2 separate regions of the Homo sapiens genome follow, and region 1 is linked to region 2. A link is a contact called in ENCODE Hi-C or POLR2A ChIA-PET data. All regions are on one chromosome and are shown on one strand. The core of a region is the stretch at or near the end of the contact, and the rest is flanking DNA. Distances in the headings are between cores, read along the strand shown.

Region 1 (3,653 bases), core at 40-2,539, 140 kb after region 2:
GCATATTTTGGTCTGGGCGCGGTGGCTCACACCTGTAATCCCAACACTTTGGGAGGCTAAGGCGGGCAGATCACCTAAGGTCAGGAGTTTGAGACCAGCATGATCAACATAGTGAAACCCTGTCTCTACTAAAAATACAAAATTAGCTGGCCGTGGTGGCATGCACCTGTAATCCCAGCTACTTGGGAGGCTGAGGGAGGAGAATCACTTGAACCCGGGAAATGGAGTTGCAGTGAGTCAAGATCGCGCCATTGCACTCCAGCCTGGGCAACAGAGTGAGACTCCCTCTCAAAAAAAAAAAAAAAAGGCCAGGCCCAGTGGCTCAAACCTGTAATCCCAGCACTTTGGGAGGCTGAGGTGGGCAGGTTGCCTGAGGTCAGGAGTTCAAGACCAGCCTGGCCAACACGGTGAAACCCTGTCTCTACTAAAAATACAAAAATTAGCCAGCTGTGGCGGTGGGCACCTGTAATCCCAGCTACTCAGGAGGCTGAGGCAGGAGAATCGCCTGAACCCGGGAAGCAGAGGTTGCGGGGAGCTGAGATCGCACCACTGCACTCTAGCTGGGGCAACAGAGCAAGACTTCGTCTCAAAAAAAAAAAAAAAAAAAAAAGAAGAAAAGAAAAAGAGGGTATTTTGAAGGGGACAGGGGAGCCACCTTCGGACCCCACAATGCCCAGCATGCTCAGTCCTGAGGTTGAATGGCACAGAAGCTGATTGTCCTGCATCAACTGTCCCAGGCATTATGGGATGGGGTTAACCTTGGTACAGAACCATACAAGTGGACCTGGGCCATTCAACATAAGGGCCCTGGGCAAGGCAACATTTCAAGTCCACTAGAGCTAGGCACGGTGGCTCATGCCTGTAATCGCAGCACATTAGTAGACCAAGGCAGGAGGATCACTTGAGGCCAGGAATTTGAGACCAATCTAGGCAATATAGCCAGATCCCCCTCGTCTCTACATAAATGAATGAATGAATGAATGGCTTTTTTGCCAAATTTGAGGAGTCCTGGATGGGCTGGTCTGTGAAGCGATTAATTCTAGCAGTGCCCCACCTCCCCCAAGCAAGAAGGTTTCTCAGCCTCTCCCAGGCAGTTTCCATTTTATCCTGCTTGTAACTGAACAAAGATTTCAGCTACTCTGGAACCAAAAAAAAAAAAAAAAAGAATGGTCTGAAATTTGCCGATGTGCCATTTTTTTTTGTTTGTTTGCTAAAAGTCTAGGAGCACCATTTCCCAGCAGCTCAAAGCAGTTTGGGCGCCCTCTGGTGGACAAACGAATGACATCCTGACCCACACCTGGGTCTCATCACATCCAGGGAGGACAGTGAGGCCAGGTCAGACACTCACCACCCCAGCCCCCAAACTAAAGGGGGAGCCAAAAAGCTTAGGAATCTGATAATATTCCTTTTCTTTGCAGAGGGGAATGGAGTTTCACTCTTGTCCTCCAGGCTGGAGTGCAATGGCGCAATCTCAGCTCACTGCAACCTCCGCCTCCTGGATTCAAGCGATTCTCGTGCTTCAGCCTCCCGAGTAGCTGGGATTACAGGCACCTGCCACCACGCCTGGCTAATTTTTGTATTTTTAGTAGAGACGGGGTTTCACCATGTTGGCCAGGCTGGTCTCAAACTCCTGACCTCAGGTGATCCACCCACCTCAGCCTCCCAAAGTGCTGGGATTACAGGTGTGAGCCACTGTGCCCTGCCCAGGAATCCAATAATATTCTAATGCATTATTTTTATTTTTAGAGATGGGGGTCTCGCTATGTTGCCCAGGCTGGACTTCAACTCTTGGGCTCAAGCAAGTCTCCCGCCTCAGCCTCTGGGAGTAGCTAGGACTGCAGGCGTGCACCTCCACACCAGCCTTTAATATGTTATTTTTTAAAATTTAAATTAATGAAAAACCACCCAATGAACAAAATATCAAAATTTTCAAGGATAGACTGTGATCTTACACCTGCAAGATTCGGCCTCACTGGTCCACTGGCTCCAATAAAACTTTATTTACAAAAGTAAGTGGCCAGGCCTTGGCTGTAGTGTGATGATTTGAAAAAAAAAAAAAAAAAACAATTTTTTTGGAGACAGAGTTTTGCTCTGTCACTGAGGCTGGAGTCCAGTGGCATGATCTTGGCTTACTGCAACTTCTGCCTCCCAGGTTCAAGCAATTCTCCACCCTCAGCATCCCAAGTAGCTGGGATTACAGGCACCCACCACTGTGCCCAGGTAATTTTTGTATTTTTTTAGTAGACAGGGGGTTTCACCATGTTGGCCAGGCTAGTCTCGAACTCCTGACCTCAAGTGATCTGCCCACCTTTGCCTCCCAAGGTGTTGTGAATACAGGCATGAGCCACCAGGCCTGGCCAAAAAATTTTTTAAATTGCATTAATCTCAGCACTTTGGGAGGCCAAGGTGGGCAGATCGCTTGAGCCCTGGAGTTAGAGACAAGTCTGGGCCACAAGGTGAAACCCTGTCTCTACAAAAAAATTCAAAAATTAGCTGGGTGTGGTGGCTCATGCCTGTAGTCCCAGCTACCTGGGAGACTGAAGCAGGAAGATCACCTGAGCCCAGGGAGGTTGAGGCTGCAGTGAGCCATGACAGCACTCTATCACTCCAGTCTGGGGTACACAGTGAGACCGTGTCCCAAAAAAATAAAAATAAAAAAGTTTTGGCTGGGCACGGTGGCTCATGCCTGCAATCCCCAGCACTTTGGGAGGCCGCCGATCCTCGGGCAGATCACGAGGTCAGGAGTTCCAGACCAGCCTGCCCAACATAGTGAAACCCCATCTCTACTAAAAATACAAAAATATTAGCTGGGTATGGTGGTGGGTGCCTGTAATCCCAGCTACTCGGGAGGCTGAAGCAGGAGAATCACTTGGACCTGGGAGGCGGAGGTTGCAGTGAGCCAAGATGGCGACACTGCACTCCAGCCCGGGTGACAGTGAGAGACTCCGTTTCAAAGAAAAAAAAAATTTTTTTAATATATTGCATTGCCATGTTGAATAGTTGGGTTTTAAAAGAAAAAAAATTAGTTTATTTATTATTTATTTTGTAGTAGAGATAGGGTCTTGCTATGTTGCCCAGGCTGGACTTGAACTCCTGGGCTCAAGCCATTCTCCCACCTTGGCCTCCCAAAGTGCTGAGATTACAGGTGTGAGCCACCAAAGAATAAACTGTAGGCCAGGCGCGGTGGCTCACATCTATAATCCCAGCACTTTGGCAGGGCCAAGGCAGGCAGATGACTTGAGGTCAGAAGTTTGAGACCAGCCTGGCCAACACTGTGAAACCCCATCTCTACTAAAAATGCAAGAATTAGCCAGGCATGGTGGCGGGTGCCTGTAATCCCAGCTACTCTACATGGGAGGCTGCGGCAGAAGAATCACTTGAACCTGGGAAGCGGAGGTTACAGTGAGCCCAGACTGCGTCACTGCAGTACAGCATGGGCGAGAGCGAGACTCTGTCTCAAAAAAAAGGCCAGGCGTGGTGGCTCACACCTGTAATCCCAGCACTTTGGGAGGCTCAGGCGGGTGGCTCACCTGAGGTTGAGAGTTCACGACCAGCCTGACCAACAGAGAAGCCCCTTCTGTACTAAAAATACAAAATTAGCCGAGCGTGGTGGCGCATGCCTGTAATCCCAGCTACTCGGGAGACTGAGGCAG
Region 2 (3,877 bases), core at 79-2,578:
GGCATGCAGGTGAGAAAGGGGTGAGCTCCTCCAGAGGGGAGTGTCGGCTGGAGAATTCTCTAAAAATGCTGCAGCAGTGCTGGGAGAGAGGCCAGTGGGGAGAGATTTGAGACCATAGATTAACCAAGACATCCCCACCTCTTCCTCTTGGTAGAGGCGGCCCCGAAAGTCTAGACTCCCAAACTGGCTCACTCAGGTCCCACCACCTGGACCTGGGGCACATCTCCGAGCACTCCAGTGCCTAGCCAGGCTCCTCTGACTCCCATGCTGTAGACTGGGAGCACGGACAATGCAGGCGCTGGAGACCCCTGTGAGTCACACTGAGCAAGCACCCGAACACCTCTGTGCCTCAGTTTACTCATCTGTAAAAGGAGGAAAACAATAATTTCTTCTGCATGTGTGAATTGCAGGGCCAGGCTCAATGACATCTTAGCAATTAGACTTTTTGAGACAGGGTCTCGCTCTGTCACCCAGGCTGGATTGAAATGGCACAATCACAGCTCACTGCAGCCTTGACCTCCCAGGCTCAAGCGATCCTCCTCCCTCAGACTCCCAAGTAGCTGAGATTACAGGCACACACCACCATGCCTGGTTAATTTTTGCATTTTTTGTGGACACGGGGTCTCATTATGTTGCCCAGGCTGGTCTCCAACTCCTGGGCTCAAACAATCCTCCTGCCTTGGCCCCCCACAGTGCTGGGATTACAGGCATGAGCCACCATGCACGGCCACGATTATACTTACAGGTATGATTATTAGATACATGAACATCGTTATTGTTTTCCAGCCAGGAGTCAGAGGGCAGAAAGAGCGCCCCCCAAACCCCGGAAATCTGGGGCCTACCCAGCCTGGGTCCCAGCGCCTCCCCTCCCTCCCTCCCTCCTGAGCTTCAGTTTCCCCAGCCCTGCTCCTGGGGTGGTAAGACCACCCCACTAAACCCCGGGAGCCTGGGGTCCACCTAGCCCGGGTCTCAGCGCCTCCCTTCCCTCCCTCCCTCCTCAGGCTCAGTTTCTCCAGCCCAGCTCCCAGGGTGGAAAGAGCGCCCCCGCCAGCTCGGGAGTCTGGGGCACCCCCAGTCTGGGTCCCAGCGCCTCCTCTCCCTAACTTCCCTCCTCAGCCTCAGTTTCCCCAGCCCTTCTCCTAGGGTAGAAAGAGCGTCCCCCCAGCCCGGGAGTCTGGGGCCCGCCCAGCCTGGATCCCGGGGCCTCCTCTCCGTCCCCAGCCTCAGTTTCCCCAGCCCCCAGGACTCCAGGCGACCCCTCCGGCCTGCAGGGGCAGCACGGAGCGGCCCGGGCCACCCGGAAGGGCCCCGCCCCCGCGCCGGCCCCGCCCCGCCCCGGCTGCCCAGAACCGGGAGGCGGCGGCGGCGGCGGGGCCGGGGCCCGGGGCGGCGGCGGCGGGACGCGAGGACCATGGCTGCCTCCGAGCGCCGCGCCTTCGCGCACAAGATCAACAGGTAGTGTGGCCGCGGGGCCCCCTCCCACCTCCCCCACGTGGCCCGGCTCCGCCCCGGGGCGGTGCGACCCTCCCCGCCCGGGCGCCCCCAATTCAACCCCTTTCCGCCTCGGCCCGGGTCCCGCCAGCTTCCTCCGGCCGGGGCTGGGAGCGGGAGAAGGCGGGGAGGGCCGCGGGGGTCCCGGCGGGGGTCCCAGATGGGAGTCGCGTCGGGGCTGGGAGCGCGATGGCGGCTGCCGTTCTGCCTCCGTGACGCGCGGGGGTGTGTCCGGAGGGCTTCCCGGAGGAGGTGGCGTGGGGATGCGGATGACGGGCGCCCCCTGAACTCCCTGCGCTCCCCGTCCGCCTCTCGGCCCCTCACTGTCCCCGCGCTCTCGGAGATCGGGGTGGGCCGGACTTTCTGTTCCTTCCTCAGTGCCTGGTTTGGGGCAGGGAGGCTCCAGGCTCTGAGATTTGGGGACAGAGATGGGCTCCTTGGTGGCGTTTGAAACCCCTCGAGGAGTTTCCCGTGCCCTTCCCCCTCCAGGGTCCAGTGCCCAGCTGTCGGGGGGGGGGAAGGGGGACAGCTGTGGACGCCCCCCCACCTTCTGCTTCAGGCTCTCCCGTCACGGGCTGGACCGCGCTGGGGATGGATGGGTGATTGAATGGAGGGAGTGGGGGCTGGGGACAGAACCAGCTGGTGGGCAGACGGGGGAGGGGACAGGCCCCAGGCGCTGGGGGATCCATTTCCGTGGCCACTGGGGATTGTGAGAGTCACAGCCTGGGAGGGGTATATCAGACTCTCTGGGGCTGAAAAGCCTCGCCCCCAGTTGGCGGGGGGTCTTTGCGACAAGGGTGCGTTCAGAAGCTCAGGTATCCTCTCCCCGGGGGACCTGTCCTGACTGCCCCCAGGTGAAAGAGCTGCCCTGTGGGTTGGGCCCTGGTCTTATGGAGACAAAAGATCCCCCTCTTGGGATATAGTGGCGGAGAGAGACCAGAAGCCTGATCGAGTAGATTACCTGTCAGTGACAAGTGCTGTAGGGACAAGAAGACAGGGAAGGGGGATGGGAGGGTGGGGGCTGCTTGAGATGCGGGAGGTGGGTCAGGAAGGCCTGGATGAGCAGGTGCCTTTGAGCAAAAACCTCAAGGAGATGAGAGAGGGATCGATCGAGGCCAGTTTGTGGGGGGAAAGAGTGGGAAGGGTTTGTGCAAAGGCCCTGAGGCAGGAACAGAGAGCTGGAGGGGGACAGTAAGAGTAGAATGTACAGGGTCGTGTGGGCTGTGCAAGGGACTTTGACTTTGGACCCCAGGTGAGGTGGGAGCCATGGGGAGTTCTCAGCAGAGGAGGGATGAGACTTGGTGGCTGGGGCGTAATGGCTGGGCAATTTTTATGTTCTATCATTATCTTTGTCTGTAAATTGGCTTTCAAAATGTCTTAGACCTTTGGCGTCTTTGAGGCTGCAAACATTATTGCTGTCTGTTTCTTTTTCTTTCCTTTTCTTTTTCTTTTCTTTCTTTCTTTCTTTTTTTTTTTTTGAGACAGAGTCTCGCTCTGTCACCCAAACTGGAGTGCAATGGCACAATCTTGGCTCACTGCAACCTTCGCCTCCTGGGTTCAAGCGATTCTTGTGCCTCAGCCTCCTGAGTAGCTGGGGTTACAGGCGCCCACTACCACACCCAGCTAATTTTTGTATTTTTAGTAGAGAGGGGGTTTCACCATGTTGACCAGGCTGGTCACGAACTCCTGACCTCAGGTGATCCGCCCACCTCCCAAAGTGCTGGGATTACAGGTGTGAGCCACTGCACCCAGGCTTTTTTTTTTTTTCCTTTTCTTTTTTTGAGACAGGGTCTTGCTCTGTCACCCAGACTGGAGTGCAGTGGTGATACCTTGGCTCACTGCAGTCTCAATCTCCCGGGCTCAAGTGATCCTCCTGCCTCAGCCTCCCAAGTAGCTGGGACTACAGGTGTATGCTGCAACACTCAGCTAACTTTTTAACCTTTTGTAGAAACGGGATCTCACTATCTTGCCCAGGCTGGCCTCAAACTCCTGGGCTCAAGTGATCCTCCTGCCTCGGCCTCCCAAATGCTGGGATTACAGGCGTGAGCCATTGCGCCCAGCTTGCTGTCTGTTTCTTTGCATTTTGGTCTGTATGTCCTTGGGTCCTGGTTTTTACTCAAGTGAGAAAGAGGGGTTTTGGATACTGTAGAGCTCAGGGTAAGAGTAGAGAATGATCCTGGGGCCCTAGTGAACTGTGAGGGAGTGGCCCAGGGCTTCCAGAGCAACTTCGCTCTTGGGCACCCAGGTGTCTACATACTCAGAGCTGGTCCTATATTCATCTGTTCATCCATTCAGTCATTTATTCCACAAATACCAGATTAACCCGAATATTAGACAATCTTCCAGCTACTCCAGAGGCTGAGGCAGGAGGATCACTTGAACCCAG

What was found. A loop is a pair of places that touch in the nucleus more often than their neighbours do. ChIA-PET counts read pairs that join two places held with the same protein, here RNA polymerase II (POLR2A). Pooled maps may share reads with other maps.
Region 1: a loop to region 2 is called in a pooled map, with 2.3 times the contacts of the local background. The contact joins the enhancer-like site here to the promoter of DOCK6 in region 2. A Hi-C loop is called at or near these places in 1 of 168 maps with a recorded cell type or tissue (IMR-90) and 3 of 50 pooled maps. POLR2A ChIA-PET finds 5 or more read pairs at or near these places in 5 of 52 experiments (BJ, HEK293T, WTC11 and 2 more).

The regions. Positions count from the first base shown.
Region 1 is chr19:11,123,892-11,127,544 of GRCh38, reverse strand. All of the region lies in intron 15 of LDLR (low density lipoprotein receptor), which reads right to left. Among named protein-coding and RNA genes, the nearest start is that of MIR6886, 12 kb to the right of the region's middle. Within about 2 kb of position 1,289, at least 6 of the 41 ENCODE cell types and tissues checked have a DNase peak (open chromatin) inside an H3K27ac peak, as active enhancers do.
Region 2 is chr19:11,259,975-11,263,851 of GRCh38, reverse strand. It overlaps DOCK6 (dedicator of cytokinesis 6), which reads left to right and starts at 1,328. Exons shown (of 48, transcript NM_020812.4): 1 at 1,328-1,455. The coding sequence starts at 1,412. RefSeq lists silencers at 1,244-1,403, 1,474-1,533, 1,614-1,753.